4 separate regions of the Mus musculus genome follow, and regions 2, 3 and 4 are each linked to region 1. Evidence: chromatin loops called from intact Hi-C (ENCODE). Cell type or tissue: left cerebral cortex. All regions are shown on one strand.

Evidence for each region. Peaks named below come from ENCODE experiments on the same cell type or tissue, not always from the same donor. Only the 100,000 strongest peaks of a DNase experiment are listed, where the experiment ranks them.
Region 2: a loop joins it to region 1, with 8 times the contacts of the local background. A loop is called at or near these places in 6 of 42 quality-filtered maps.
Region 3: it touches region 1 in a loop (1.9-fold over the local background); 2 of 42 quality-filtered maps call a loop at or near these places.
Region 4: a loop joins it to region 1, with 2.5 times the contacts of the local background. A loop is called at or near these places in 2 of 42 quality-filtered maps.

Annotation. Positions count from the first base shown.
Region 1 is chr4:40,468,650-40,476,649 of GRCm38, reverse strand. Tmem215 (transmembrane protein 215) reads right to left here and starts at 4,470. Exons shown (of 2, transcript NM_177175.4): 1 at 3,046-4,470; 2 at 997-2,789. The coding sequence starts at 2,725. The coding sequence ends at 2,018. In left cerebral cortex, a CTCF peak has its summit at 3,405; DNase peaks (open chromatin) are centred at 3,351, 3,733, 4,480, 5,601 and 3 more places; H3K4me3 peaks cover 3,380 bases; H3K27ac peaks cover 2,545 bases.
Region 2 is chr4:40,296,556-40,304,555 of GRCm38, reverse strand. No RefSeq gene overlaps it. Among named protein-coding and RNA genes, the nearest start is that of 4930509K18Rik, 13 kb to the left of the region's middle. In left cerebral cortex, CTCF peaks have their summits at 3,267 (motif pointing left) and 6,996; DNase peaks (open chromatin) are centred at 2,984, 3,260, 4,536, 5,632 and 2 more places; H3K4me3 peaks cover 264 bases.
Region 3 is chr4:40,346,470-40,354,469 of GRCm38, reverse strand. No RefSeq gene overlaps it. Among named protein-coding and RNA genes, the nearest start is that of 4930509K18Rik, 37 kb to the right of the region's middle. In left cerebral cortex, no CTCF peak of the experiment used is centred here; DNase peaks (open chromatin) are centred at 112, 2,348, 3,203 and 3,607; H3K27ac peaks cover 1,150 bases.
Region 4 is chr4:40,358,699-40,366,698 of GRCm38, reverse strand. No RefSeq gene overlaps it. Among named protein-coding and RNA genes, the nearest start is that of 4930509K18Rik, 49 kb to the right of the region's middle. In left cerebral cortex, no CTCF peak of the experiment used is centred here; DNase peaks (open chromatin) are centred at 2,294, 2,585 and 3,255; H3K27ac peaks cover 610 bases.

The DNA.
Region 1 (8,000 bases):
GTCTGCTAGACTACTTTGGGCTACACCAACATTTACATTTTTTTCTCAAAAAAAAAAAAAAAAACCCCAAACTTTTAGCATCAATAAGTTTCAGTTTTATGCCCGGGAACGCATTGGTATCTAATAAATGATAAATATGTAGTGCTGAAACACGCCTGCTTTCGTAGTCTGCAAAAGTCTTTTGAGTAGCAATTTAATCCATGTTGCATGATTTTGATCATGGGTTGCATAATGTGGACATGCATTTTGCTGTAGTTTATTTCCTGTAACATACAGTTTCTGTGGTGTAGCATTTGAGATTGTCCCACCTGGGACTGAGTGGTGGAAACTGGCCAGTGTGCAGACCAATCCGTCCCCATTCCTCTTGTTTAGACTGGGAAGCTGAGGGGTTAGAAGATGAACTTTGTCCACGATCACACACCTTATTTTCTGACACTGAGGACTGACTAGAAAGATGAAATCCTTTTGATCTTAAGCATCATTCAAGAATTAGGATTTTTAAGAGCATAATCCTTAAGAGAGGACAGTTGCCACACTTAAGAATCAACAGGGCTGGATTTAAAATACATAAAGATAAGCCACCATTTCTTTTGTCCTCAATTCACCTTTTGGGAGAAAGTAACTAAAACTATTTGATATAAAAATGAGAATTAAAAATTCCCTGAAGGATATAAAATAATCCTAATTCTCAAGCCTAAATTTATCACCATTCATATATTATATGTATATATACATATATATATAAAATGTGTGTGTATATATATATATATAATTCAACTATCCCACAAGAAGGATAAAATGGCATTTTAGCTGATTATTCTTTTTATCTGTTGCAATTAAACAAGACAAATAGGAAAGACATTTTAGGATAGCATGATGATGTTTCTCCCCTCAGCCACAAAAAAAAAAAAAAAGTGGGAAATAATGAGATTTTTGTCATGTAAATTTCTCTGATCCAATGAAGTTAATAAAACAAGGGCTTCAGAAAAATCTCATAAATTAACTCTTGTTTCATTGCATTCTCATCATGGTTGGGGGAGGGGCGCTGTTGAACAAATGTATAAATGACAAATGAAGGCTTAACCATGTGTCTCATACAAAGTTTTCATAGAGCTCAGGACTAATGGATTGACTTGTAGTCTCATACTTTAAAAGGGATACAGTAATTCCTAGTACATGCCTCCCAGAAATGCTGGAGGTACTTTGTAAAATTTGTCTTACAAACTGATAAAAAGAAATCCTAATCTAACGATATCACAACAAGCCATTTTGTACCTGGTAAGGAAATACATCAGTGTGAATAAATATTTTAAAAACTTCAGATAAAGTCCCAGCCACTCAGCTCAAATGAAGACTTTAAGAAGTAACATGACCACCTAAAATATTAATGTTTCACATAGCATAATCAACACTTTATTTGAAACCATGATCTTGTCGGGATTCAATTATACATTTCAACAATTTTAACTACCCTCACTCCAAAACCCATCCCATATCAGGAGGATTCACCTATTCTATCTTGATTTTTATGTCTTTCAACAATTACCATGTGTGAAAAGCTATCATCAGGCAAAAAAACAAAGCAAAACAAAAACCAAACCATATAAAGGAACATACAATTTTCCTTCATGTTCTTCAAACACAAAGCAGCCGGTTTCTGTGTGAATAGCCCCTGCATCATTTGACCCCTAGCAGCTAACGCTCCCTAGATTTACCTGACAGCAAGCACTTTTTGGGCTGTTTTACAAAGCAATCAACATTGTTTAATTTGTTCAGAAGCAAATGGAACTTTCTTCCTGTTTACTGTCTCTTCCCAGTGTCCTTAATTCTCCGTACTTCCCTAAACTATGCCCCCAACATGCCTATTTACATGAGTATCAGGCACCAGAGGTCTGCACCCCCATCACATACCGTGCCAGTTTCTAACAGTGTGAAGGCTGTTGGAGCACAGATTCTCTTTCCTTGGGAGCTGAGTATAGCAATGTGTCTGTCAACATGGGACCCTTGTATGAACAGGTCAGACTATTGTCTCGTGGTCCCACCTGCCTTGGCTCTGGTTGATGTAGCAACAGTATCTGTCATAGGGGCTGTTTTGCTTGTAGGAGCAAACGATGATACTGTCCTGGGGCACAAAGAAGATGCTGTCCTCGGGCTCAGGGCGGTCAGATCTGTCCCAGGCTGAGCACTTGGCATCCAAGGCACTGTAGGCGAGGGAACTGGCCGAGGGGCAATAGCCATCCAGGTATCTGGATGTCTCTTCCTGCCGCCCACTCTGGACTAGACTCTGGCATTCTCCTTCCTCTGTAGGAGTGGGGGTAGTAACGGAGCTGGCCATAGGCACCTCACCTGGTCCCTGTGGGAGCTGCTTGCCTCTGAGGCCTGCCTTCTTAGCCAGTTCATCCGAGCTCCCTTTGCCTGACTCCAGGTCTGATGGGGTCCTCAGGAGTTCCACCACTTCCTTGTCCTTGGGCTTCCGGAAGCAGGGTAACTTGCGGACCCAGAGTAGCTCATTCTCTGGCCACTTGGTGCAGCCTTCGGTTTTCCTGGCCAGAGCAATGGCGGCGATGCCTGGTAGGCAGATGGCTGGCCCGATGGCCAACAGAGGGATGTTCCCCAGAGTTTCCCCCTTCATGCCAGAGACAGTGAACATGAAACCAAAGACCAGGAAAACACTGACCAGGGCCACCACCAGCCCAGTCCTCGGATTTATGTCATCAGGCCGCATCTTTCACTCCATCCAGCTTGGGGCTGCCTGGTAGCCAGGGAGTAGTACCCTTTTGCTTTTTTTTCTGTGGGAGGTGAAACCACAGGGGTTAAAAAGAATCCAATCCAACTTCCTACCCACTAACTCTTTCTTGCTATCTCTGACTTCTCTCTCTCTCTCTCTCTCTCTCTCTCTCTCTCTCTCTCTCTCTCTCTCTCTCTCTCTCTCTCTCTTTCTCTCTCTCTCTCTCTTCCTCTTTCCTCCCCTCCCTCCCCCATCACTATTGCAACCCGTTCTATCTCATACCAACATGTGTCAAAGAAGTATGGTCACCGAGTTACCTGAAGGCTCCTGCCACCTCTCAGTGTCTCCAGAAAGCTTTGTATGGGCTGTCCCTCTGTTCTCTTCTTGGATTCCGAGAGCCAAGCCTGGTTTTTCCCCACCGACACTGCACAGGAGGGGGGGGGGGACGAGGAGGGGAGGAGGGAGATGGGTTAGAGGAGGAGGGTCTTTCCCAGCCGCTGCGAGTAGGTAGCCAGAGCTCTAGAAGCGGAGCCTGGGCGCAGCGGATCGGAGTGGGCGCGCGGCGCTGCCGGCGGGGAGGGAGGACTCCGTCCGGGCAGGAGGAAAGCGCGCGAGCCTGGCCGCCTTACATCACTTGCACCGCGCTGGGAACAGAGATGGACGCGCGGGGGCGCGAGGGGGTCAGAGCCCAGCGGCCGCGGGAAGCGGGCTGCTGGGGGGCTCTCGTCGCGGTGCAGCAGGCGGGTGGCTTGGACCGGTGTCCGTGCGGCTGCCATAAACCGGAGCCCAGAGCTCCTTGCCCACGGGGCAGCTGGTGCACCGTCCTAGTCTGGGTTCCAAATTCAGGATCTAAGGGCTCTGGCGACAACGTGAGAGGATGTTGGAGACTGACTCTCTTGGCCAGTTCCACATTTCCTGAGCAAATGCCCCTGCCCCGACAGCAACCAGGTTCCCCAGGACTGTCTCTGCCTCTGCCTCTCCCAGGCAGCTCCACCAGGCGCAAGATACCCTCGAAGAAGCTGGGTCGCAGGCTGCTTCTGCCTGACCTGAGCGTCCCGGGAGAGCACCCAGGCGGTAGGAGCACGAAGGTCAGGCCTCCGGGTCCTGCCTGTGCTTAGAAGTCACCAGAGTCTCCTCCGCTGGACTCCCATCTTTGCACTTGGCAGAAAGTATCCTTGGAAACTCAATCCCACAGACGTGGTTCCAACCACACTGGAGCCAGGAGGAAGGGCTTCTGGTTCTGATCTTCATTCAGGGAGCCCACAGGACAGACTTTGGTTTGGAGGGTCAGGCCCAACCGGTGACAAGAGACAAGACTCTTCTGTCTTGCTAGTCTCAGTCCAGTGTCTGCCCGCGGAATATAGGGTTCTCTTGTCTCTAGGGAAGATTAGATGTGGTTGCGATCCTTCACCTGGTCTGTTTAAGGTAGAGGAAAGGAATTAGGAAGGCAAAAAATTACGTTCTTTCATGCCAAGTCTTGACTTGGTGGAAAGAATGTTGACAACCAGACCTTCTCCACCTAGGCTGGCCCTGTGTACCAGAATCAGTCATCAGGAGACTATTAACAACAGATGTCTGAGCAAATGCTATGACGACTACAGAAGCGTAAATTCCTAGCACAAGGCTTTGGTGCGTGGTTCCTGTTCAAAATGCACAGAAAGGTACACGTACTCTTTTCTGCTCATATCGTGTGCTTATAGTGCTCTCAGCACGTAAGGCAGGATCCAAGTCAATGGAGACCTGTCTGTCCGTGTAGACGAGGACTTTGGCTTTATCCACTGAACAGCGAAGAACACTAGGAGGGTTTTAGGCGGAGATTAAGTGTTCACGTTTTTTGACAGATGGTGCCAGCAGATTAGAGGGTGTGAATCTGTGCCTGGAGACTTGTTCATGAAGCAAAGCAAGACAGGACATGGCCCCAAGAGTGCCAGGCTGAGAGAGGTGTTTGGAAGAAAGTGAGTCTGAAGGACGGTTAAGGATGGGTCCGACCACCCTGGCTTGAGGCAGAGAGGTGGTCTCCCTGGTTTCTCACTTCACCCAGGGTTATCAGAGGGCAGGCTTCTTCTCCTTTTTATTCTTTTGTTTATCATGTTTGCCTTTTATATTCATACTTATCACATAGCTGGCCGCACTTCTGGGCACATAAGAATGAAGAAAGGGGAAAAGGCAGACAGCTAAAGTGAGGTGTCAGGTGCGTGGCCATTTCGATCAGGAAAGGGGTAGTTTGTTTGTTTGTTTGTTTGTTTTTAATAGCATCTTCACTCTCATAGACATCTGCTTTGTTTGACAGATGTATCTGGACTACAGAGGAGCCTGGAACTGGTCTGTCAGTCTGTTTCCCAGACTCACTGCTGCTCTGGAAGTTGGTTTTGTTAAGGAAAAGGGAAGCAACCAGCTCCAATTACTGAACACATTTCTCTCCCGGAAAACCCCTTTCTCATCCTTTACTAATAATACCCACTGTCTTACCCTTCTTCCATGGTAGTTTCAAATAGCCTGGGAAGCTGGGAAGCTTCTAAGCCTTTTTCACTTGCCCTGTCCCCTCAGCTCCAAGGCTATAGTGTTCAGCTGTGTGTTTGATATTGCCGTTTGGATCATCTACAGACACCTCATGCTCAAATGTCCCAGGCTGAACTTACCTGTTCTCCATGCTTCTCTTTTTCAGTAAGTCCTATTTATCCCATACACCAACAGCATAGCTGGGACTCTAAAGAAGCTTTTTTTTTCTTTACTCTGAAGACGTTTTTTTTCTTTTTCTTTTTTTGTGTGTATTCTTCTCTCATATACTGACTGCAGTTTCCCTCCCTCCCCTGCCTACAATCTCTACCTCCCTCAGATCTACCCCTCCCCCATCTCCCCTCAGAAAAGAGTAGGCCTCCCAGGGACATAAACCAAATATAGTATAACAAGCCACAGTAATAGTAGACACATACTCTCACATCAATGCTGGTGGAGGCTACCTAGTAGGAGGAAAACAGACCCAAACGCAGGCAAAAGAATCAAAGATAGTTCCCCCACTCCCATTGTTAGGAAGAGCGGGAGAAAAGCAAGCTACACAACCATATCATATACACAGAGGATCTGGGTCAGACCCATGCAGGCTTCCTGATCTCTCCGAGCCCATTTGAGTCCCTGTTCATTGGTTCTGTGGGGCATGTTCTTATGATGTCCTTGATCCCTCTGGCTCCTCCAGTCCTTCCTCCCTCTCTTCCACAGGATTCCCCGATCTCTGCCTACCATTTGACTGTGGGTCTCTGCATCTGCTCCCATCAGTTGCTGGATGAAGTCTCTCTGATGACCATTATGTTAGGTTTCAGTCCCAGCACATCCTGCAGGCATGAAAAACTGTAGGTGGGAGGGTTGGTGGCTAGGTGGCTATACAAGTCAGCACTCCTACTAGCAATGAGGGAGTGTTCCACTTGAGGTCTTCCCTGGTTATAGAGGATAGCCGGTTCAGGCTCTGCCTCCCCATTATTAGGCGTCTTCTCTCTGTCACCCTCATAGGTTCCATGGGGTTTCCATTGCACTGGGTTTCTACGTCGCTCTGAAATGCTTCCCAATTCTATCCCTCTCTTGCAGTTTTCTCTCTCTCCACTCCCCACACCTGATCCTTCCTGTTTCCATCCCCACCCCACCCCATTCCACCCTTGAAATCTATGTTTCCTCTTCCCATGAAGATTCCCCACTTAAGCTCCCTTTATTACTTAGCTTTTCTGGGTCTGTGGATTGTAGCATGTTTATCCTTTACTTTACAGCTAATAGTCACTTATAAGTGAGCACACACCATGTTTGTCTTTCTGGGTCTGGGTGACATCACACAGGATGATGCTTTTGAGTTCCATCCATTTGCCAGCAAATTTCATGAAGTCATTAAAAAAAAAAAACAGCTGAGCAATACTCCATTGTGTGAATGAATCACATTATTTTTTTTCTTCTTCTATCCATTCTTTGGTTGAGGGACATCTGGATTGTTTCCAGTTTATGGCTCTTATGAATAAAGCTGCTATGAACATAGTTGATCAAATGTCTTTGTGGTAGGATGGAGTGTCCTTCGGGTATAGGTCCAGGAGAGGTATGGCTGGGTCTTGAGGTAGATCAGTTCTCAATTTTATGAGAAACTGCACCCTCACTAGCAATGAAGGAGTGTCCCCTTGCTCCATATCCTTCCAGCAGGAGCTGTCACTTGTGATCTTGATCTTAGCTATTCTGAAGGTATAACATGGAATCTCAAAGTTGTTTTGGTTTGCATTTCCCGATGGCTAAAAATGTTGAACATTTTTTAAGTGCTTCTCAGCCATTAGTGATTCCTCTGTTGAGAAGTCTCTGTACTCTGTTTTATAATTGGATTATTTACTCTATTAATGTCTAGTTTCTTGAGTTCTTTATATATTTTGGATATTAGCCCTCTGTCAGATGTGGAGTTGGTGAAGATCTTTTCCCATTCTTTAGGCTGCCATTTTGTCCTATAAATGGTGTTATTTGCCTCACAGAAGATTTTCCGTTTCCTGAGGTCTCTTTTATAAATTGTTGATCTTAGTGCCTGTGTTATTGGTGTTCTGCTCAGGAAGTTGTCTCCTGTACCAATGTGTTCAAGGCTGGTCCCTATTTTCTCTTCTATAAGATTCAGTGTTGGCCGGGCAGTGGTGGCACATACCTCTAATTCCAGCACTTGGGAGGCAGAGGCAGGCAGATTTCTGAGTTCGAGGCCAGCCTGGTCTACAGAGTGAGTTCCAGGACAGCCAGGACTGCACAGAGAAACCCTGTCTTGAAAAACCAAACCAAACCAAACCAAACCAAACCAAACCAAACCAAAAGCAAATGATTCAGTGTTCTTGGTATTATGTTAAGGTTTTTGATTCTCTTGGACTTGATCTTTTGGGCAGGGTGATAAACATGGATCTATTTGCATTCTTGTATAAGCCAATGTCCAGTTAGACCAGCACCATTCGGTGAAGATACTTTCTTTTTTCCAATTATAATTCTGGCTTCTTTATTAAAATCAGATGTCCGTAGATGTATCGATTTGTGTCTTGGTCTTCAATTCAATTCCACTGACCAACCTGTCTGTTTCTAAGCCAGTACCATGCAGTTTTTATCACTAGTGCTCTGCAGTACAGCTTGAAATTGGGAATGGTGATACCTTCAGATGTTCTTTTATTGTATACGATTGTTTTGGCTATCCTGGGCTTTTTGTTTTTTCATATGAAGTTGAATTTTGTTCAAGGTCTGTAAAGAATTTTGTTGGAATTTTGATGGGAATTGCATTGAATAT
Region 2 (8,000 bases), 170 kb after region 1:
AACATCGACTTTCTAGTGAGCAAACCATCTAGTGTCTCCGTGTTGGCTTGTGCACAGCACTAACATACTGTGCATCCCTGTCCTCGCTGAGTGGTTCATGATTCCCAGAATAATGCCTGGTAGTTCAGGCTGTTTCCCCATGAGCACCCAAGACATCCCACTCACCGGATAGTAAGGACAGTTGACTAGGCTGGGCTTACTTAGGGCTCAAATGATATATACAAACTATGCTCTTAGCGCCTCCCCACTGACACTTAGATCAGAAGTTCTCCACTACAGGTTGTGACCCCTTTAGGCGACAACCAATCCTTTCATAGGATATCAGGTATCCTGCATATCAGATATTTACGTTATGGTTCATAACAGTAGCAAAATTACAATTATGATGTAGCAACAAGGCAATGGAGGACAACTGCTAACTGGCGTGTTCAGCCTACTTTCTTACACAAGTCAGCACCTCCCACAGTTAGCTGAGCCCTCCCACATCAATCAAACAAACAGAAAGAGTTCCCAGATGGAGTTAGTTGCCTACAAGGAATCTAATAAAGGGATTTCCTCAACCGAGATTCCTCTTTTCACATAACTCTAGCTTGCATCAAGTTAACAAAACAGTAACATACCGGCCAGGACCCCACCTCTCTAGCTTGGTGAAGCAGTGAGTTTAGTTGGATTGCTTACAGGAACCTGTCTGACTGGGGCAGTTACATCACCAGGAAGCTCAACCTCGGCATAGGGTCTGCTCGAGAAGGTTGCATTACTCCGGGTCATGCCCAATTTGCAGGCAGCTCCTCCAATGATGCTCCTCTGCTTCAGCAACAGCTTCTGCCCCTGGGACCCCCAGCCTCCTGATTTGTAACTTCCTCCTGAGGTCCTTTAACTTTCATGTGAGTTCCACAGGTCTCCGTCCTTAGGTCCAGGAGGGGATGTTTCCATCAGGAGGAACTAGCCACACAATAGGAACTAGCCACACGATAGGAACTAGCCACACAATAGGAACTAGCCACACAATAGGCATCATTACCACCTCTTACATGTTTACACCAGGGCTATTGACAACGCTTTCTTGACACAACAATAATAATATAATATTTATGATATTGTTAATAATATTTGGATTAATTTGTTTCAACGGAAGCAAAACAACAATCTGTATACTTCCAGAATTTCCGGAACAATAGTAGACTCTTAGATCTGGATGAGACTTGAAGGTCAGTCATTCATTCCTCATTGAACAATTCATGAACAATGAATTGAACGAATAACATCCATTGTTGTTTTATATTTGACTCTACCAGTATTTTTAGCTCACAGATTTGTGTCTTTAGGTTTTGAATATTTTATCAATAATTCCATCATCTATCACTTTGCTTTATGGCTATTGATTGGTTTCTTAGGTACAGGTGCCATTTTCTTCCTCTTTCACATGCCTGGCACAGGCTTGGTACTGATGTCTTGGAATTTCTCTGGTTACAGAAGTTTCCCCTCCTATTCACTCAGGTCATTTTTCAGTTGATAACTTGAGCTCCATGTAACCTTTCCTGTCTGAGAGGGACTCAAGCTGTCATCATCTCCTCAAACCTCAGTCACAGTCTCTTAAACTCGATGACTCGGTTTTGCTTGGCTCAGAAGTCTAGAAACTCCCTCCAGTGCCAAATCAAGGTAGCTGGGGCCCCATTTCCTGTCTCTCATTTCTATCCTGTATCATGAACCCACGTTGCCTAGTATCTGGTGTCTTTAAGCCATTGTTCCATGTATTTTGCTCTGTTTCTAGTTCTTTAAAAAGGAAAGCTAAATCTAGTCCTTCCTCATGGCCGGTGGTGGGATAACTTACCCATCAGCGGAGCCAACCCTAATTTCTTGACTCTGAACCCCTTACTCTAACTCCTGACGCAGGCAAGAACACAAGAAGATTATGCAACTGTTTTTTGGACTTAAGTGTCCCTGGATAGGAAACACGTGGCTCCCATGGTTTTGTAAAAAACAAGAATAGAAGGTGTTCTCTGTAAACTATCCAAGGTCATTTACACGGCTTTGGTACTAACCAGAATGCAGTGTTCCGATTTCTCAGTTAACAGTTGTTGAAATTTTGGAACTGCTAAGTGACGTTGAATGTAGAGTTCCATTTAAGTATATGAAGGATCCTGGGGGGGGGGGGGGGTGGATGGTAGGCGTAGGTGCTCTTGTGTGAACCTCCATCATTGCCCGGAGCAAACCAACGTTACTGTCAATTTCCCTGTGGGATAGTGGGAGCAGAAACGGCAGGAGCTGCATCCCTGGTCTCCCTGGAGCAAGCCAAGGATTGGAGTAAGAACATAAGATGGGCCCATTCTCCAGTTTGTCAATTTTCTGCCTGCGTTACCAGATGAAAGCCCTCGTACATCTGCAGGCAAATGCTTTGTGTATGTGCTGTCCGGAGAACGAGTGCGGACTAGGCTTAGCTAGCCAGCAGAGGATGCGGTCTCTGACATCTGAGTGTTAGGATTGCCTTCAGGCACTACGGTTGCTGGGCTTTGTCTTTGGGTTCTAAAGACACAAACTCTGGCAAATGAGTCATCACTGAGCCATCTCCCCAGTTCAAATCCCCCTGTTCCTGATATGAGCCAACACCTGGGACCCAGGACACCTATATGAATGGCTGCATAGACGGAGGGACGACTCGTCCCTGTTCTGTCTCATCAGCAGCTGTGGGTTTTCCTTATGATAGCAAATGAGGCAACACTTATTAAATTCTGGGTTTGATGCTTTTATAATAATTACATTTTAGTTACAGGGAGAATTAATTGGGCGATTTGGACTTATTTGGAGTTGACAGAATCCATATAACTTAGCAGATTACCTTAGGAATTTCAAAATATGTTATCTCAAAATAGAGCTTAGAAAAAAACGGAGTAGAATCTGTGTTGGCTTTAAAATCCACTTTGAGCAAGGGAAATTTCCAGCTTGGGCTGCCTTCTGAGTCCCTGCTGCTGACTCTGCACTTTGGGCGACAGGCTGTCATTTCGGGACAGGTTTTTTTTTTCATTTTAAATGGTTTGTTTAATGATTTCTTCTTTTAAGAAAACTTTAGGCTGAATTATTTTACTAAAACATTTTCCATGTCATGCTAAAATATTACATTTACCACATCAATGGTGTTTTAGGAAAACCAGCTACAATTGGTAACGAAGCGCCCTAAATTCTCAAAAAGGCAGGAAGTGGGGTTGCCTTTCGTCAGAAAGCTTTACCGCTCCCTGGAATTTGGGACGCTTTTAAACAGCGCCACCTAGTGGAGTTCTCTAACTATAACCGCACCGCAGCGCCCTATCCGTGATTCTTTGAATACCAAGTTTAGCTGGGTGTGACAGCACGTGTAATCCCAGGCCTCCCGAGGCTGAGGCAGGAGGAGAGACTGCACAGCCAGACTCTGTGTTTCAAAACAAATAAATAAAAGGATTGGGGGTTTTGGGGATGTAGCTTAGGGGAACAGCAAGTGTTTAGCCCGTCCAAGGTCTTGGTTTAGATTCCTCGGGGGATGGTAGCAAATTAATTGTTCCAGATGTCATTCAGCCTACTGATAAATGCATCCCAGTTTCAATTCCTGCACTGATTAATTTGAACGCAGATATATACTCAACCAGCTTCTCAAAAGTTCAGTTATTTACTGATTTCATGTCCCATGGATAACTGTTTTTTTTTTCCCGCTGACGTCTTTCACACTGCCCCTCGCCCCCCCCCGCCCCCCCGCCGTGAAGTCTTCCCGGAGAATTAAGACATTATGTATAAGGTAAGGTTCAGTTTTCACAGAATGGGAAGTGACGCAAGGTACATATGCTTGTTAGAGAGGCAACTGAGCTCACACAACACCACACATTATTAGCATCACAGGGAGTGTCAAAATGTGTATACGGGGTCAGGGGACGGGGGCGGGGATGGGGTGGGGTGGGGGAACAGCCAGTGGATGTAGAGAATTTCTTCTCCAAATTCATTTTATATTCCCACTGGGAAAAAGCTAAATTCCATTTGCCAGATTCTCCTGCAGCTTATGCAGGGATCTGGGGTTGAATTTGGATAACGTGGAACCTGGCTTCTAAAATATCCTCCATATTTTCCTCACCTTCCCCAAATCCCTGTCTGATAACTGTCATTATCCAGTCAGACAGACCTTAGGAGCTTTAACTGTCCACACACAGCCTACTACCCTCCTATTCTAGCCCTATGACCTTCAAGGGACTGTGATGTGGACACAGAACCCACTTTCTTGCCATAAGCTAGAGGTTTGGCGTTTACTTGTTAACTGCACTGATGAATGAATATGGAAGAGAGGAAAATGGAAGCTAAAGGAGAGGCGTATCTGAGAGAACAGACCTTTCCTTCAGAAAGATGCCTGGGTTTTCTGACGCATTTGTGCAGGTCTCAGAGTAAGCACGCAGTTGATAAACATCAAAAACATCAGCAACACAGCTGAAAAGCATAACCACAAAACGCACTCTGGCAGTGTGAGTTTGGGAGCCGGATAATCAGGCTGTGATGGAGATGATGAATCTTGTGTAGAAACGCTTCCTGCAGCTTTAGTCATGAGGAGTTCCGGTGAGGCGCCTGCGCTGTAGGGTATTTAGGAAGGGGCCTGTCAGCTTTCACAGCGCCGTCGCGCCTTCTTTCAAGACACTGTGACACCTCATGCTGTCAATCCTGCTTCCACACTAATTAAAGTTCTTAATAACCTCCATTCCAAGATGGTCCGGAATATATGATGTGTGTTTATTTCCATTATAGGCAGGGTACACAACATGTGACATTAGTAAAGAGTTCTCAACTGAGCTATTTGTGGGGCCCCACTCAGCACACATTCAACACCCAAGGAAGCCCTTGGATGAACAGAGGAAGAAGAAACTCGTGGGCTACAGAGGCCAGAGTCTGCAGAGGAAGAATTGGCATAAAGTTGTTTTTTGAAGAAAGAAAGGCAAGCAAGCCTGGTCACAGGAGGAGGGGGAATGAGCCATTGGCTTCATGGCGGGAGGGGAGGGAAGAATTGAAAAGTTTAGCCAAGATGGAGGCAGGATAACAAGAGCTCTGAAAACCATCACTGAGAATTGAATTTAAAGCTGAGTTAGAGCTCCAGATCAGTTAAGTAGGCAGACACGCTGGATCTAGCCAAACCCTGAGCTGATAGCTGCTATCTTCAGTTCTGCCCCAAAGCACACTCAAGATGGGAGGAGATATGACCGCACACCCTGCTCCTAAATAGAAACAATCGGAGATTAGGGGAAGTGCCTCTCTGTACCGTGTCCTTGTGTGTCCTTTCTTCTTGTCAGACTGTTGATAAAAGAACCTTATTAGTGTGGTCAGTGTGGTTCTCACCCTTCCTAATGCTGTGACCCTTTAATACAGTTCCTCAGGTTGGGGCAACCCCAACCATAAAATTATTTTTGCTGCTACTTTATAACTGTAATTTTGCTACTGTTATGAATAGTAATGTAAATGTTTTTGGAGACAGAGGTTTGCCAAGAGGTCACGATCCACAGGTTGGGAAGCACTGCTCTAGATCTTTCTCTGTCTTTACTTGCTTTATATTGCCATTTCACTGTGAATCCCTCTCCTGTGTAGCTAACCTCGACTCCTTGTGCAGCCCCAGTATGGGGTATATAGCTCTGGTACTCCTGCTCATCGCAAGTACTTACAAGGCTCCCACTCAAAATCTACATTCTTGAGGGGGGTGGACTGTGAGTCATTTAAGTCGGTATCGGAAGAATAAGGACAATGTCTCCTCCCTGGAAAGTAATAAAATAATGTGTGTGGAGGTGGGGGGGGGGGAGTCGATAAGTAGACCTGCTGGATCTAGGTCTTATCCTACGTACTTGGGACTGAGTCAGGAGGATCACAGGTTCAGGGTTACTCTAGCTATTTTAGAGTGACTTTGGGGCCAGCCTGAAGAGCTTAGTGAAAGATTGTCTCAAAATGAAAAGTAAAAAGAGGGAGGGAGATAAAATCCAGTGATAGAACATTTGCCAGGACTCTAGGCTCTCTCTCTCTCTCTCTCTCTCTCTCTCTCTCTCTCTCTCTGTCTCTTGTCTGTGTGTGTGTATGTGTGTGTCCCAGAAGCAAGTCCCAGATCCAGGCGTGGTGGCACACACCTTTAATCAGGGCCACACTTTCTGCTGGAGACCTACATAAAAACATTGGAAGAAGGAAGACATTGGAAAAAGGAAGATTCTCTCTTCTTCGCCTGCTTGCCTTGTGGGACTGAGCAACTGCTAGATCCTTGGACTTCCACTCATAGCTGCTGACCATTGTTGGGGAGTTGGACTACAGACTGTAAGTCATCAACAAATTCCCTTACTATATAGAGACTACCCATAAGTTCTGTGACTCTAGAAAACCCTGACTAATACACTCTGTCTCTCTCTGTCTCTCTGTCTCTCTCTGTGTGAAAGAGACACACACACACACACAGAGAGAGAGAGAGAGAGAGAGAGAGAGAGAGAGAGAGAATGGTAATCTTAGCACTTGGGAGACTGAGGTGAGAGAACCCGAGTCCTGGGCCAGCCTGGATTCTATGACAAAAACCCTCTTGAAAACAGAACAACAAACCCAAATGGAAGCCCCACCCATGCACCCAGCCATGTGCATTTACCTGTCTATCACATCTGAAACTCCATGTAAAATGACTATTGAATGAGAAGATGACTGAACTGACAGCACAGGAGAGAAGAAAACTCGGAGAAAACTCAGTGAACACGATTCTAGTTAACCAGTTGCAAGGACAATGCTGACAGTCATTTGTGGTAAGAATCAAGCTGACATAGAGAAGCATGGTGGGATGTACTTGGATCATGGTTAGGACATACTGTTTAAGATTTAAAAAATAGGGCTGGAGAGATGGCTCAGATGACTCAGGTCCTGAGTTCAAATCCCAGCAACCACATGGTGGCTCACAACTATCTGTAATGGGATCTGACGCCCTCTACTGGTGCATCTGAAGACAGCTACAGTGTATATAATAATAAATAAATCTTAACAAAAATTTTTTTAAAAATAAAAAAATCAGAGGGGCTTGAGAGATGGCTCAGTTGCTAACAGCACTGACTGCTCTTCCAGAGGTCCTAAGTTCAATTCCCAGCAACCATAAAGTGGCTCATAACCATCTGTAATGGGATCTGATGCTCTCTTCTAGTGGGTCTGAAGACAGTGACAGTGTACTCACATACATACAATACATAAATCTTAAAAAAAAAAAAATCATAGAAAGTCCTACTGGCCGTGAGAATTTGGGGGGTTTTGATATTGAGACATTTCATCTGTGAATGGGATAGACCAAGTGAGCCCTACATTTGTGTGTTGCTTCTCAAGAGTAGAGTCTGTGAGGAGGAGCCCAGTCAAAAGTGATCCTCAGGGGGCCGGAGAGATTATTCAGCAGTTATGAGCACTGGTTGCTCTGCCAGAGGACCAGGTCTGATTTGCAGCACACATGGTAGTTCACACGCCATCAGTAACTCCAGGGTGTCTGATACCCTCTTCTGGCATCTAAGGGCACTACACATATGTGGTACAAGGAAGTACATGCAGACACTCCATCCATACACATAAAATAAAAATAAAATAAAAGTGAGCCTTTGTTTCTGGTGCTATAGGAGTGAAAGACACAGGTCAGTGAAGCACTGACTTCCTCTGAGATGGACTGTGCTGAGTCCCAGCCACAGCAAAGACTATTGAAGTAAGTCTGCTCCATTAGATCATATGTGGTTCGGGCTGACCTGTGGCTCCTGCTTTTCAGTTATGTAAAGTCCCTGACCTGGCATTTATACTCAATCATACCCAAAAGCTCTAGAAAATGTGCAGGCATTTGGCTTCTTCATATTTTCATCTAATAAAAGAAATAAAGAGCCCAGGTGGCACACAGCATGTGCCTGCAATCCTGTAACTCAGGAAGCTGAGGTAGAAAGTCTTTTAAGCTTGGGATCTTGAGGTCAGTGCGAAATTTAGGGAGACTATCTCAACAAATGGCCCAAATCAAAAGACTGGAG
Region 3 (8,000 bases), 120 kb after region 1:
CCCTCCCTCCCTTTCCTAGGAGAAATGAGGACAGGGAGAGCAGCAGATGGAGATGGAACTGGTTCTTATCCTGGGGTCTGTGGATGTGCTTCCAACGCCTCTGGAACCTGTACAGAATTAGACAAGTTTTGTGTCTCTGTGTGTTTCAGAACAGAAGATCTTTATTCTCAAAGGAGTCCGTGACCCAAACATGCCAAGAACAACCAGTGTAAAGATCAAATCCATTTTCACTTCTGTAGAATGAGTGGTTTTTTCATCTCATTTTGGGAGAGAAGAGTCTGCCACAACTGTCATTCTCTCTTACCAACCTTCTTGCTCATTTTAAAAGAATGGGCTCCCTCAGAGAGCAAGCTCATAAGGAAAGCTTAACTTCTTTTATAATGAGTATGTGTGTGTGTCACAAACTGAGGTCTGCAGGAAACAGACATTTGACTTTTCCAGAGTTCAAGGCCATTTCTACTGTGATTTATGTTCTATGTATTATATTCATGCAGCAGAATTTGTATTATTATTGTCTCAACCTTAGCTCAGTCTTAGGGACCCTCCCTTCTCTCTCCTCCCCATCTCCATCCTCTTCTTCTCTCCCACCTCTCTTTCTCTCTCTCTCTGAGATAGGGCCTCACATACCCCAGGCTGTCCTGAACTATCTGTATAGCTGAGAATAACCCTAAAATTCATTATCCTGCTACCTCTATCTCACCCATGCTGGGATGCTAGACATAAGGTGGCATGCTGGTTTTGTGCAGTGCTGGGGACTGACCTCAGCAGTTCCTGTATGTACTCTATCAACTCAGTACTTATTAGCTGAGCTACACTTCTAACTGATGTTAGGGAATTTCTGCCCTTAGATGTTTGTGTCTGAGTTCTGAGACAATTACTTAGATCCAAGGTACCTGTCTTGGATCAAGGAGATAGATACAGTTGGAGATATCCTGAGAGCCACCCTTCATCTTGGTGGATATTTGGCTCTGGAACCACCTTGTTACCACTAAGCTGTCTGCTTCTTATCCTGGCCTGGCTAACTATTGTGCTCATGATGCCTCTGGAGCTACACATAGCTCCATCTGTCCAAGCGAAGGCCAGAGACAAGTGGAGATGAGATGTGAGCCAGTATTTCTAAGGTATTCTTCCATACCTAGAAGTAAGTTTCTAAGGACAGTTCCTATCTTTTAAAATAACCTGCTTTCACATCCACATAAGAACATAGCATATTTTCAATAAAGCAAATGCACACACCAAATGCTCAACGGGATTCTAGAACTTTCCACGAGATCTCTTCTGTAATTGTTTAATCCAATCACTTCCTAAGACAAGTGAAGCCCTGAGAGGTGGGTATTCTAGATCTTAACCAGCCCCCCCCCCCGGCCACAGTTAACAGTGCCTCAGCCTTTTCTGTCATGTGCACACATCTAGGCATACAGAGGACAGGGCAGTATGCTGCTTAGGGTGGGGACATTGATGACAGTGAGGTGCAGGACTAAACGGCAAGCTGAAGACACTTAAAAGGGCTGCAGTGTCTGAAGAATCCTGTCAGAGAGGGCCAGAGGCAATAGAGGAACAACCCTTTGGTATAAGGGTCATAAATCAGGAAAATCAGGCCAAGCCGAGGTCTGCAGGCATCAATCAGGGTGCGATGCCTATATAGGAAGCTAGGCTCTCTGCAGGGAGCCTGGGACCTTGAAGGATGCAACCAAGACTACCAGGATGGCCTATGTGTTGGATAGGAAGCATCTCTGAGACACTGAGAGATCTTCTCAAAACATAACTTAAGTCACACTGCTAAGAGGCTTAGATGCAGGAAGGGACAGAGTCTGTACCAAATCTAGACAGGGGCTGTGAGATGCTGAAGAAGTAAAGATACCAGATGCCCAAGCCTGACACCCTTAGCTCATTTCTGGGCCCATGTGAAGGTGGGAAGGGAGAACAGATTACCCTCTGAGTGCCAGGCTAGGGCTTTGACCATGCACACATTCTCTCTCTCTCTCTCTCTCTCTCTCTCACACACACACACACACACACACACACACACACCAATAACAAAGTTAAAACTTTTTAAATATAGGAGAATAAGGCAAACACTAGAGAGCTGTTTTCCAAATGGCTGGATTCAGATCCATACTTTTCTTCATTTATGGGCTTACAATGTTTCTATTGTTGGTGCCCAGGAGCACCAGGCTGTAGCATGGTGTGAAGAGACAGTTTCTTCAGCTTTGATCTTTCTGCCTAGATTTCTGGTCTTACGGCTCCTGTATCTGCTTTCAGATGTTAGGATCAGAGCTGGGAGAGGCGAGGAAGATCCTGAAGGGCATGTCACAATATGCTGCCTTTCTCCCCAGTTTCAGGCAGCTGATGTCATTGAGCTGGAAGCAGGATCACCCCAGTGTCTGGGGACGTGGGTGTCTGATCACGCCCATGCTCAATGTGGGGCCAGTATTTGACATGTCGATGCTGCGATTCTGACTTAGCCGCTGTGGCCCAGCTACTATGTAGCCATGGATATTTTGCTGCAGTTTGAAAGGTAATTAAAATTTTTACCTCAAGTAAAACTTAGTAATGGAAAAAAAAATTAACATTTCCACCCTGTCTGTGAGCCCTGCCATGAGGGGTACGGGTGCACAAGGCAGATCCAGAAGCTGGCAATAAGCCAGGAGGCTAACTCGGGCTATGGGCTGAAATGCTAAAATTAAATTCCAATGCATTAGAATATGGTTCCTATTAGCTCCAGTTTCCACAAGCAACTAGTTACGTAATCAGAAAAGTACAAATTCACCTGCTCTTCCTCGGGGAGATATAACACTATCAGGCTGAAAAGGGAAGAAGAGGAAAAGGAGAGAAAGGGAAGAAAGGGAGGGAGGGAGGGAGGGAGGGAGAGAGGAGAGGGAAGGAGGGAGGAGAGGGAAGGAGGGAGAGAGGGAAAGAGGGAAGGAGGGAAGGAGGGAAGAGAAGAAAGGGGAGGGAGAGGGTGATAAAGGAAAATGTGTTTCTGAATTATGGCAGAAAAATAGAGTGGTAAGCACTTATATCTTAGGTAGGATGCTCAAACACCTTCTTAGCACGGCTTCTTTCTCCTCATCTCTTCCCCAGGCTCCTCTGGCCGTGCTGCGGCAAAGAAAATGACTCTGCTGTGTCTCCTCCTCAAAGTAGCTTTCCTCTTCCTTCCCTCCCAACCAAAGCTCCTTTTAAAGCAGAATAACCAGGCTCTCCTGGTTTCTTGACTGTCCTTCCCACTCTATTTCTCAAATGCTGCTGAGCAAGGGAAACCCTGGGAGGCAAGCTAGAAAACCGAATCCATCTTAGAAGTAGGAAGGGGGAGGTTTAGACACTTGTGTTTTCAATGTCATGCCAACTGCAACATTGAATAATTTTTATGTTACATTTTTAAATATAAACTAGAGCAGTGTTGTGTTTTATTAATAAAAGACAGGTTTTTTTCACACAGCTATTGTATAAATGTTCAATCGACATTTTAAAATGTGCATTTTTCTTGAGTGCCCAAGGGCACCCACACGCACCAAAGGTCTTGGGATGAGGGACTTTCCCTGATCGAGAGTGATTCGATGCTGGTGACAGAGACTGAGAAGACAGTGTGAGAGTCAGGATGAAGCACAGTGGCTGAGAGAGTCTGGGGACGTTCATTAAAGTCTCTAGAGTTCTGGAAAGCCCTAGGAGAGGACTTGGAGGAATAGGTGCTGGAGTCAGGAGTCAGCCTCGTGCCTGCCCTAAGGTGAGATCTAAATCCCAGCAAGCTTGGCTCTCTGGCCTCTTCCACTTCTGCCCTCTGCAGAATGTATGTTCTGGACTAATGTACACCCAAGGGTTCATGGCAAAACCTTGATCTGAGCACAGACCCTTATCTATTAGTCCCAAGGTCTCTTAGAAACAAACTGAAAATGTGTGGCTAGAACCAGAAGGGTGTTATAGTTCTGTTCTGGCTTGAATCTGAACAAGTCCCCACAGGTCCGTGTTTTACACACTTGCTTCCCAGAGCTGGATCTATTTTGGGAGGTTCTGGAAATGCTAAGCGATGAGCCTAACTAGAGGGAATAGGGCATAGAAGAAGGGTGCCTTGTGGGTAATTATCCTGGGATGCATTGTGTCACACTCTGCCTCCTGCCTATTGTGGGAACAGTTGTCCTCTGTCACACCCTTTACAACCATCTCACAACCTGCCGCAGTGATGTTCTGCTCCTGGGCACATGGCCGGAAGCAAACCTTCTGAAACCGTGAGGCCAGGTTACCTTTCCCTCCTTAACTTGCTCTGTCAGGAATTTTTGTCACAACTACTCAAAAGTAACTAACACAATTCAGAAACTTTTTTTTTAAAGTTTACTTTTGGCCATTTAAAGTTTTAACCTGATGAAAAAGGCAGATGGCATGGAGCTGTGAGTTTTCATGGTTCCATCTTGGTTGTATACAGCGTGGTCTCCCAAAGCTTCCCAGCAAACAGCTAAGAAAAGATACATAACAGATATTAGAAAAATCAAGAGGCTATCTGCTGTAATTGAGTACTGTAGGGAATTTCCACTATCAGACACTTGGTGAGGGAGCTGAGTGCTTTTATCTGCCTTAGTGATGACGTTATACAAACCCTGTCTTTCCTTATTTTCTGCTTTCCCAAATCTCAGATGTCTCCACCACAGACACAGAGCATCTCTAAGGGCTCTTTTCTGAGATACATAGGATTGTGTAGCCCAGTCCCCACCAGTCCCACCATTTCCCCTTTGTATCATTTGACGAATAAAAACTCCAACTTAGGTGACACGGCAGGTATTGGTTTGGTTTTGCCTTGTACATTCTGTAGAAGAAAGAAAGAACCCTGAAGACAATGCCTGCAAGAGAGAGAAGGGGGTGTTATTTAGACCTCACTCTAGGGCAGTCACCAGGCTGACTTCTGACTTCAGTGCCTATTCCCCCCATTTAAAAGAGAACTCCTTCCTCAGTGCAATGACACTCTCATAGAGCCTAAGTGTGCACAGAAGTAGCATTCCCACGTTGTCCGATCCTTTAGGTAGTCATGAAAAAGGCCTGTGAGAGACCGAAGCGGTCTTGGAACTGACAGGGGTCCTTGCTTCCCCAGTTGTTGATGTTGAAGGTGAGTTGGTTGTAAAGGGGTGTAGCTGAGCAGTGGCTTTCCCTGAACCCTTCTCTCTAGATGATTGAGTGAGGAGAGCCCCTGCTCCCAACTCATCTGCAGGTGTTGGAATAATGTAAGCACCTGAGGAAGGACACAGTTTACTATGCAGTTTTCAGAAGTACTTGATGTTCTGTATGGGATGTTAAGAGTGAAAAGAAAGTTGGAGAGATGGCTTAGCAGTTAAAAGCACTGGCAGCTCTTCTAGGAGACTTGGGTTCAATTCCTAGCATTCACATGGTGGCTCACAACTGTCTGTTATTCTAATTTCAGGAGAATTGACACCCACTTCTTGGTCTGCATGCACCAGGAAGGAATACGGCACACATGCATAGGCAAAAATGTATACACATAAAATAGAAATATTTAAAAAGAAAGGATAGGATAGGATCAGAGGTGAGGAGGACACAACATCTGACCCAACACTGAAAGTAACTGGGACCAGTAGGACACAGGCACCCAGGATCTCTGCCAGACCAGGGGCACAGGTTCCTTCTGGTCTGGGCCCTGAGCAGACCTTGGGTGCAAACTCCCCAGCCAGAGAAAGCTCCACTCCCAGGTGCTCCAGACCTTGGGCACTAACTCCACAACCAGTCCCACAACACCCATAAGAAGTTCCACTCCCAGGCACTCTAACATGCGCAGTACCACAGGATCACAGGTTCCTAGGAGTTCTGATACACCCAGGATCTCAGGATCATAGGATCCTAGAATCATAGGATCATAGAGACAACTGAACTCTGAGAAGTTCTGACACAACCAGGATGACAGGAAGGTCAGGCTCAAGTCAGATATAGTGAGGACAGGTAGCACTAGAGAAAATCAGATGGTGGGAGACAAATGTAAGAACATAAGCAACAAAAACCAAGATTACTTGGCATCATCATAACCCAATTATCCCACCATAGCAAGTCCTGGATACACTATCACACCAAAAAAACCGAGATTTGGATCTAAAATCACTTCTCATGATGGTGATAGAGGACTTTAAGAAAAACATAAATAACTCCCTTAAAGAAATACAGGAGAACACAGATAAACAGCTAGAAGCCCTTAAAGAGGAAACACAAAAATCCCTTAAAGAATTATAGGAAAACACAATCAAAAAGGCAAAGGAAATGAACAAAATCATCCAAGATCTAAAAATGGAAATAGAAACAATAAAGAAATCACTAAGGGAGACAAACCTGGAGTTAGAAAACCTAGCAAAGAGATCAGGAGTCAAAGATACAAGCATCACCCACAGAATACAAGAGATAGAAGAGAGAATCTCAGGGGCAGAAGATACCATAGAAAATATTGACACAGCAGTCAAAGAAAAGGCAAAAGGCAAAAAGCTCCTAACCCAAAACATCCAGGAAATCCAGAACACAATGAGACGACCAAACCTAAGGATAATAGGAATAGAAGAGAGTGAAGAGTCCCAACTTAAAGGGCCAGTAAATATCTTCAACAAAATTATAGAAGAAAACTTCCCTAACCTAAAGAAAGAGAAGCCCATGAACATACAAGAAGCCTACAGAACTCCAAATAGAATGGACCAGAAAAGAAATTCCTCCTGTCACATAATAATCAAAACACCAAGTGCACTAAACAAAGAATATTAAAATCAGTAAGGCAAAAAGGTCAAGTCACATATAAAGGCAGACCTATCAGAATTACACCAGACTTCTCACCAGAGATTATGAAAGCTAGAAGATCCTGGGCAGATGTCATATAGACCCTAAGAGAACACAAATGCCAGCCCAAGGTACTATACCCAGTAAAACTCTCAATTACCATAAACAGAGAAACCAAGATATTCCATGACAAAACCAAATTTACACAGTATCTTTCCATAAATCCAGCCCTACAAAGGATAATAGATGGAAAACACCAACACAAGGAAGGAAACTACACCCTAGAAAAAGCAAGAAAGTAATCTTCTTTTAACAAACCCAAAAGAAGATCGCTGCACAAACACAATTCCATCTCTAACAACAAAAATAACAGAAAGTAACAATCACTTTTCCTTAATTATCTCTTACATCAATGAACTCAACTACCCAAAAAAAGACATAGGCTAATGGACTGAACATGTAAACAGGACCCAGCATTTTGCTGCATACAGGAAATGCACCTCAGTGACAAAGACAGACATTACCTCAGAGTAAAAGCTTTGAAAACAAATTTTCAGGCAAATGGTCCCAAGAAACATGCTGTTATCAAAAGGGATAAGGAAGGACACTTCATACTGGTCAAAAAAAAAATCTACCAAGATGAACTCTCAATTCTGAACATCTACACTCCAAATGCAAGGGCAGCCACATTCATAAAAGAAACTTTACTAAAGCTCAAAGCACACATTGAACCCCACACAATAATAGTGGGAAACTTCAACACCCCACTCTCAGCAATGAACAGATCATGGAAACAGAAACTAAACAGAGACACACTGAAACTAACAGAAGTTATGAACCAAATGGATCTAACATATATTTATAGACCATTTCATCCTAAAGCAAAAGAATATACCTTCTTCTCAGCACCTCATGGTACCTTCTCCAAAACTGATCATATAATTGGTCACGAAAGAGGCCTCAACAGATACAAGAAGATTGAAATAATCCTATGCACCCTATCAGATCACCACGGACTAAGTCTGGTCTGAAATTCCAACAAAAGCAACAGAAGACACACATACACATGGAAGCTGAACAATACTGTACTCAATGATAACTTGGTCAAGGAAGAAATAAAGAAATAAAGTAAAGGCCTTTTAGAATTTAATGAAAATAAAGACACATCATACCAAAACCTATGGGACACAATGAAAGCAGTGGTAAGAGAAAAACTCATAGCTCTAAGTGCCTCCAAAAAGAAACTGGAG
Region 4 (8,000 bases), 110 kb after region 1:
TACTGCCTTTGAATATACTGCATGACAAGATCATGTTTCTTGTCATGATGAAAATGGACTGAACCTCTGAAACTGTAAGCCAGACCCAATTAAATGTTTTCTTTTGTAAGTGTTCCCTTGGTCATGGTGTCTCTTCACAGTGATGGAAAACCCTAACTAAGACACCTGCTGATTGTCATATGTCCTGCCCCTAAAATCTGAGGTATTTCTTCCCTTCCTGTCTCTTTTGGGGTCTCAGAGAACACTTGAACTCTAAGTTGACCTCAAGGATAAAATTCTGACACTGTGTTCCCCAGAGGGGATCAAAGTCCCACCAAAGATATTCCCCTGGGGTGTCTCTTTATGCAAAAGCCCTCACTAGGCAGGGTTGAGAAGTCAGTGCCACCTTGACTAGAGTCGGGGGAGGATGTTGGCTGGGTGGACCAGGACCAGGTGTTCCTGCTAAGTGAGCAAAAGGAGACTTCCTGTGGAGTCTCTCTAGTTCCAGCCACTGGAGGGTCTCATTAGCTATGCACACTAATGTTTCTTTAAGGATAGTGATATCCTCAGGGATGCAGAGCTGCAGAGACACTGGAAATGCTGGTGGGGTTTTCCAGCGTTCCCTGCATATAGTTTGAGTCCCCTCTTTCTCCCGGGGACATCTTAACAGTTTGTGTTCAGTTGTTTGTTTTCTTTTTTTGTTTTCCTAGAAACCCTGACAACAGGGCATTTATTAAGAGTGTGAACCCAGACATAAGTGTGTTAGAGAGAAGAGTGAATAAAGACAGAGGCTCAGAAAGAACACTCAGTGTGACAAGGAAGCCCACAAAATGCCCTAATTGAGAAAGAGCCTCCTCAGCACTTTCCACTCTAGAAATGCATCAAGCTGTCAGGGAACTTACAGCTTTCCACAGTCAAAGTCTCTGTCCCCTCTCTGCCCTCCTGCCCTTCCCTTCACACTAGCCCTAGGAAGGTTTTAAAGAGACACGTTGAAAGTGTTATCCCCTTCCCACAAGTCAGCCAATAGAATATTATAGCATGGTTTCCCTTTGGCTAATTAATACAAAGGCTCAAGCCATCTGTTTGAGATGGCCACTCTAATCTGAGCTTTAAGGTAAAACTCCATGATTGACTCTGGTGAGACATCTGCTGTGGTCACATAGGGCTAAGACACACTGGCTCCTCAGGCACACAGTTTGAGAAGGAGGTGTGTATAGGGGTTGTTGTAATTCCAGGGGTGGGATTTAGTGTTATTTAGCCAGCAAGCAGAGGTATAAAAATTTTTTTAAAAACTAAATAACAATCAGTAGAGAGCAGTATCATGTGGTGGGCCATCTTCCTGTTCAAAGTGTGACCCCAGTCTGTGATAGAAGTATGCATGACCATCGAGACTCATCTGAGAGAAGAACGGAGGCCTGTGGTGGAAGTAAAGCACATGGAAGTGGGCCTCTTTCTTCATCAGATATGCACTAAGGATCTGCTGCACATCTGGCTCTTGAAGGAGACACTCCACATCTGCCTTATTCAAGCCTATCCTGGAGATACCACTTGCACCTGAGATGGCACAGGTGATAACTATTGGAACAGAAGTCAAAGCCAGGCATTTTGTCTCTTCTCCACCAAAGTGGACTGTATAATCCCTTGTCCGATCTGATTTAAAAAAAAAAAAAAAGAAGAAGAAAGAAAGAAAAAGAAAGGAAAGGAAGAAAAGAAAGGAAAGAAAGAAAGAAAGAAAGAAAGAAAGGAAGGAAGGAAGGAAGGAAGGAAGACACCAGAAGAAGCTATCAACCATGTGTGTATATGCATGCACATGCATACATGTGTATGTCCTTACACAGACAGGCAGGCACACACACACACATCTTGACATTCATATACGATGGGGAATTCCAGGCAGCTAGAACTATGAATATAAAGGCCCTACTCTTGCTCGGAAAGTGTCTATACAATACATTGAGCATCTTAAGACAACTCAATAATGTGCACTAAAAAAGTTTGTTCTTAAAAAAAACAAACAAACAAAACACTCACTAAAATATATTGTCAAAGCTGCCCCTGCATTTAACAGTTTTTGGCATAGGCAAGCATTCACAATTTCTCTTATGTGACACTTGTCTGTCTTACACGGTTCCCTTTTCTCTTCTACTTTATCTCCAGGAACTTAGGAAATTCTCTTTTCTCCTTAATATATAAGACAGGGAGATGACTGGTGACATTTTGCAATATGTTTCAACAACTCGTAAGTTTAGGAAGTGATGATGTAACAGAATTATGTAAAGCCACTGAAATTCTTCCTCTCCCTTGTAGAATTCTGCCAACATTTTGTTTTCTGTGATGCTACAGAAATAATATGAAACGAACTTGGAATTTCCCTCCCTTTGGAGAAGTTGATACTTATGTCTATCTAGATGTTATCACATCCAAAATATTTTCTTATGGTTTGGGGTTAGAAGGAAGTAAAAGAATTGACTCCTCATAATTCTTGGAAAGTTCTGCGGTTGTAGGGAAATTCAGAGGTAAGCATAGTATTGAAGGTACCATGAGGGGGCATTTGTGAGGGAGCTGAGGAACTGGATCCCATATTAGTAACAGAGAATTGGGAGGTGTTAAATCAGAGAGCCAGATGCTGACCCAGCACTCCCCATCTTTGAGAACATGGGTTTTGCTGAGCAATGTGAAGTGCTGTGCTCAAGGAATGTTCATGAAGTCCTTAACCACTTGGCACAGTCCCACTTTCTCAGGCTCCCCTGAGGCCAGTTTCTAGGGATCACTGAAGTCCTTCAAGATTTTTTTTTTGTCCCCTATTCTCTCAGGCACAACCTTTGACTCAAAGCCTGGCCAAGGCAGAGCAGCTTGTGTTTGTGTCTTCAGGAAAGTAGCATCTTGGAAACACTTACTGTCCTCTATCTGACTTCCTACCTGGGTTTTCTGCATTAGGAATCTCTTTGTTAAGTGGAAAGTAAAACCACAGTGGACAGTTGAAGCCCGGCCTGAGCTTGGGATAGCCAGTCCTGCAGCCCCCGGCAACATAGGTAACAGTCCACATTCTTCTTTGCTTTTTGTTGGATAAACATTGACTTAATCAAGAAATAGTATTTTTTGATGAGCTGAGGGAGCCTCCACCCACTCCCACCCCCAGAACTTCACACAAGAGATCTCTGTAAGTGGGAAAGCAGCCTGGTTGAAAGGCTGAGTGATTTGGAGGGTTGGCATCCTTCTTACTTTTATCTGATTATAAAAATCCTCCCCGAAACTGCTTCAATAAAATGCAACTCCCTGTTTAGTCAGTGGCCATACATAGACAGGCCTGAAATAGGGATGTGTGAAACCCTGAAAATATGCATAAAGTGTGTGTGTGTGTGTGTGTGTGTGTGTGCGCGCGCGTGCACGCGCGCACGCGCGCGTGCGTGTGTGCGTGCGCATGTTTAGTGTAGTGTATGCGCATTTTCCAAGAAAAAAAAAGCTGCATTTTCCATTGAATTCTCAAAGAAGAATTCACACCCCAACACACCAGTTAAAGACCAGTGACGCAAAAGGACTGAATCATGGGTATATTTATTTTCATTTTGTTCCCCATTTATTTTATCTGACGTTTAAAAAAAAAAAAAGGTTGAGTCTGATTAACATGAGTAGTGTCACAAATATTGTAGTCCTTGGGGCCTTTTCTCTTCAAAACTTCCCAGATGGGCAGAACTGGGGAGTTACATCATGATAACACAAACACAGGGCTGTGAGTGATGAGATAGATGATCATCTACACACATGGTCTAGGACTGGCAAGGGGTGACAGGTGTATGCTTGCCCCTGGCTTCATCAGCATGCCTCACTAGGAACATGCAGACAAGACTTCAGAGTTCCAAGTCCCTCTGTTTCAGAGAAAACTGAAGTCAATGAGACTGGCATATTAGAGGAACATGGGAAGCTCCCACAATTGCCTTCACTGTGAGAACTTGCATAGCCCAGCCTTCCCCTGAAGTGTGCATGTACACAGGCCAGAGGGAAGCATCTGTGCCTTCCTTAGTTTCTCCCATTTACTTTTCCGAGACTATTTCTCTGTGAACCAAGAGCTTACTATACTGGTTGGCCAACAAACACCTGGGATCAGCCTGATACATTGTATCCCTTCTCCTGGCCTCATTTGAGTGTTTGTTTCCCCAGCCTCTCCCTTGAATATGCACATGTTCATATCTTATTTTTTTCACTAAAGCAGCAAATTCAAGATGACTGTACTTTGCAAAACCCCCTTGTTTCACCCAAATATTGGAGAAAAGAGATCACCTTGGCTCTTGAGCCCTTCCAGTAGAGCTGAGCTCATTCCTTCCAGCCTAGTGTCTCCATCTAATGAATGGACATCATTGCAGAAGATCAGAGGGAGAAAAACTGCAGAATTCCAGTATGTACACAGGGTTTCTCCAGGCTGAGGTGGGAAACAGGAAAACAGAGAATGGGTTCTTTCAGTAAGTCAGAAAGGAGGGCACTGAGAAGAAACCCAGAGGATGACTGCCAGCCTTTGCTTGATGACTGGGCATGGCGGTTTGAGTGAGGCTTGTCCCCCATAGTCTTGCACATGCCAAAGCTTGATCCCTGGTTTGTGATGTTGTTTTGAGGGGGAAGGGGAGTTGTAGAACCTTTAGGAGGTAGGGGCCTTGCTGGAGGAAATATGGGAGTGGGCTTTGAAAGTTCATATCCTCACCTCACTTCTAGTTTGCTCTCTGCTTTGTGTTTGCTGTTGAAGAGGTAATCTTTAAGCTCTCTGACCCAGCTGCCCGCTGCCATGGCTCCCCCATCATTCTGAACTCTCCCTCTGGAAGCATAAGCCCAAATTAACCCTCTCTTCTATAACTTGCCTTGATCATGGTATTTGATGATAGCAACAGAAAGTAACTAAGGAAGGACAAATCAATGAGACCTATTTGACCCATTTGGTGTCAGCTGTGATTGCCAGTTGGACACAATCTAGGATTACCCAAGAAGATAATCCCAGCCAGGAACTGTCTGTATTGGGTTGGCCTGTAGGCATATCTAGGAGTATTTTTGTCTAATTTTACTTCATATGTCTGAATGTTTTGCCTGCATGTATGTCTGTGCACCAAATGCACAGACTGTATTGTATCTAAGGAGGTCCAAAGAGAGCATAGAATTCCTTGGAACTGGAATTAGATATTAGCAGTCATGTAAGTGCTGGGAGTCAAATCAGGGTCTTCTGGAAGAGCAGCAAGTGCTTTTAACCATGGAACCAGTTCACTACCTCCTAGAGAGATTTTTAAAATTTTAATTAATGTGGGAAGATCCAGCCTACTGTGGGAAGAACCATTCCCTAGGCAAGGGGTCCTGAACTGTATAAGAGTAGAGAAGTCTAGCTATGGGCAAGCAAGCAAGAAAGCAGGCAGACATGTATGTGCTTATTTCCCTGATTTTGACTGTGCCTGGCTGTAGTTCCTTCCTTGACTTTCTTAACAATGATAGACTCTGCTGAAATTCTAAGATGAAATAAACCCCTTTCTTTTCTAGGTTGCTTTTTTTTTTCTTTTTTTCTTTTTGGCCAGGGTGCTTTTATCATGGCAACAGAAGTGAAATGAAAACACGTAGGATTTAAAACAGGTGTACAATTTCACATGAGAGTCTGACACTCCACAGAGAGGGTTTATCTGGAGATCAACTTATGAGTCAGCTTAATATAGCTTGGAAATCGGAGAAGGGGAGATTCTAAGAGCAGACCAGATCATAATACCAAATAGGTTAGGTATTTGAGGCTTGGTACTCAGTAACACACAAAAAACTATCATACCTAAAACTATAAATGTTCGACAAATTGTTACTTTGTAATAGCTTTTTCTTTGTCTCTTTTCCATATGACAATCTTCTCTTTATGTTGAAAATTGAATATGAAGGTCATACCTTAAGAGTAGTTTATCACTGTTTGACTATTCATATGCACACTAATACTATTATTGCTATCGTTATGTTTATTTTTTAAACTCTTTGGAGAAAATTGTTTCTTATTCCAGCAGTGGTTATCAATATGATCCTAAGCAGGCTCTGTGTAAATCTGCTCTCCTTGCCTTTGTCCTCTTCCCTAAAGTTATATTGATTATAGGGAACATATCACCTATAAAGCTGAGAAGACAATTCACATCAACCGAGATCAAATGACAAATGACTACTGGTAATAAAGTGACTCATGGGATGATGGGTGATACCAGGGAGACTGTGTACAACACTGTGACCTTAGACACATGTGCTAGATGTCCACACATAAGTGAAGTGCAGGTCACCTTCATTCTATATGAGGTTGCTTCAGCTGTGTTTTTGGAGAGATGTTGAAACTTAAGGGTGTCTATAATCTGAACACAGCTTAGTACAAAAGCAGGTATTATATTTGTGACTCTACATTTGGCTAAAGTAAGTGCTTTTTAAGTGCATGGGTTTGGTAGAAATGCTAATAGGACTATAGAGAATTGATTGACTAGCCCTGTTTGCAAAGAAAATTACACAAAAAGGTTTTTACTAGTCGATAAGACCAAGCTGCTTAAGAGTCTCATTCAATTGCCTTATAAGTGGACAGAGAAAAAGATCAAGTTGGCGTGTGTGTGTGTGTGTGTGTGTGTGTGTGTGTGTGTGTGTGTGTGTGAAGTAGCCACAAGGGATTAGGAGCACAAATAGCAAAAAGCAAAGCCAAAACAGAGCATAGATCTATGGCTGACTTTACACACAATGTTCAGACAGAGTCAGAAGGCTCTTATCCTTCACCATATTAGGCATTAAATTAGGGTGATGGCTGGCCCTTAGGAGGTGATTTGTCAAAGGACAGGTCTGTCCTCATTCCCTCCCTTTGGCTGGGGCCACTGGTTGTCACATCCCAGGGCCTCAACATCATCTGACTCCCTTTCTTTTGGTTCATGCCCAGCAAACTGCACACAAAGGCACTTTGCCTTCCTGTATGAATTCTACAAAAGAAACAACTCTCTGGCATGCTGACATGAATATTTTATGTTGATTAGCTGTTTTGTCTTTCTGGGTAATTAATGAAATAGTATTATCGCTTGTTTGCCGGTCTCTTTTGAGATGGCTAATTGAAACAGCTTGCTTTTCCTATGTAAATGCAAATCTTTTTTTTAAAAAATTATTTTTTCCATTAATCTATTTATTCACTTTACATCCTGATCATGGCCCCTCTCTCCTCCTAGTCTCCCCTCACACAGCTCCTCCCCTGCCCTCTCCCTTCCTCCTCTGTAAAGGGGGAGGCCCTCCTGGATAACAATCCACCCTGACACATCGAGTCACTGCAGGGCTAGGGCATCCTCTCCCACTGAGACCAAACAAGGCAGCCCAGTTAGAGGAGCAGGATCTACAGGCTGGCAACAGAGTCAGGGACAGTCTCTATTCCAGTTGTTGGGGGACCCACATGAAGACCAAGCTGTACATCTGCTACTTATGTGCTGGTGGGGGAGCTAGGTCCAGCCTATGTATGCTCTTTAGTTGATGGTTCAATCTCTGGAGCTCCCAAGGGTCCAGGTTAGTTGACTCTGTTGGTCTTCCTGTGGAGTCATCCTATCTTCTTCAGGTTCCTCAGTCCTTCCCTCAGCTCTTCCACAAGACTCCCTGAGTTCCATCTGATTTTTGGCTGTGAGTCTCTGCATCTCTTTCAGATACCCATGCTACAATCCAAAGACCCAAAGAAACTAAACAACAGAAGGACCCAAGGGAGGATGCTTGACTCTGTCCCAGAAGGGGCAGATAATGGAGGTAGGGAACTAGATGGAAGAGGGTCTGGGGACGAGAATAGGAAGGGGGCTCAAGTGTGGGGAAAGCTGTGGAGAGAGAACTGGGAGTGTGAATGAATATCAGGGTTGGGGGCATCTCTAGGACATGACAGAGACCTGGGATGGGGAGGGCGTGCTCCAATGAGTCTATGTGGGTGACTCTAGCTGAGACTCCTAGCAGTGGGAGATATGGAGTGTCCCTCTCCTGTGGCCAGGCAGGACTCCAGTGGAGGGATAAGGACATCAACTCTCCCACAA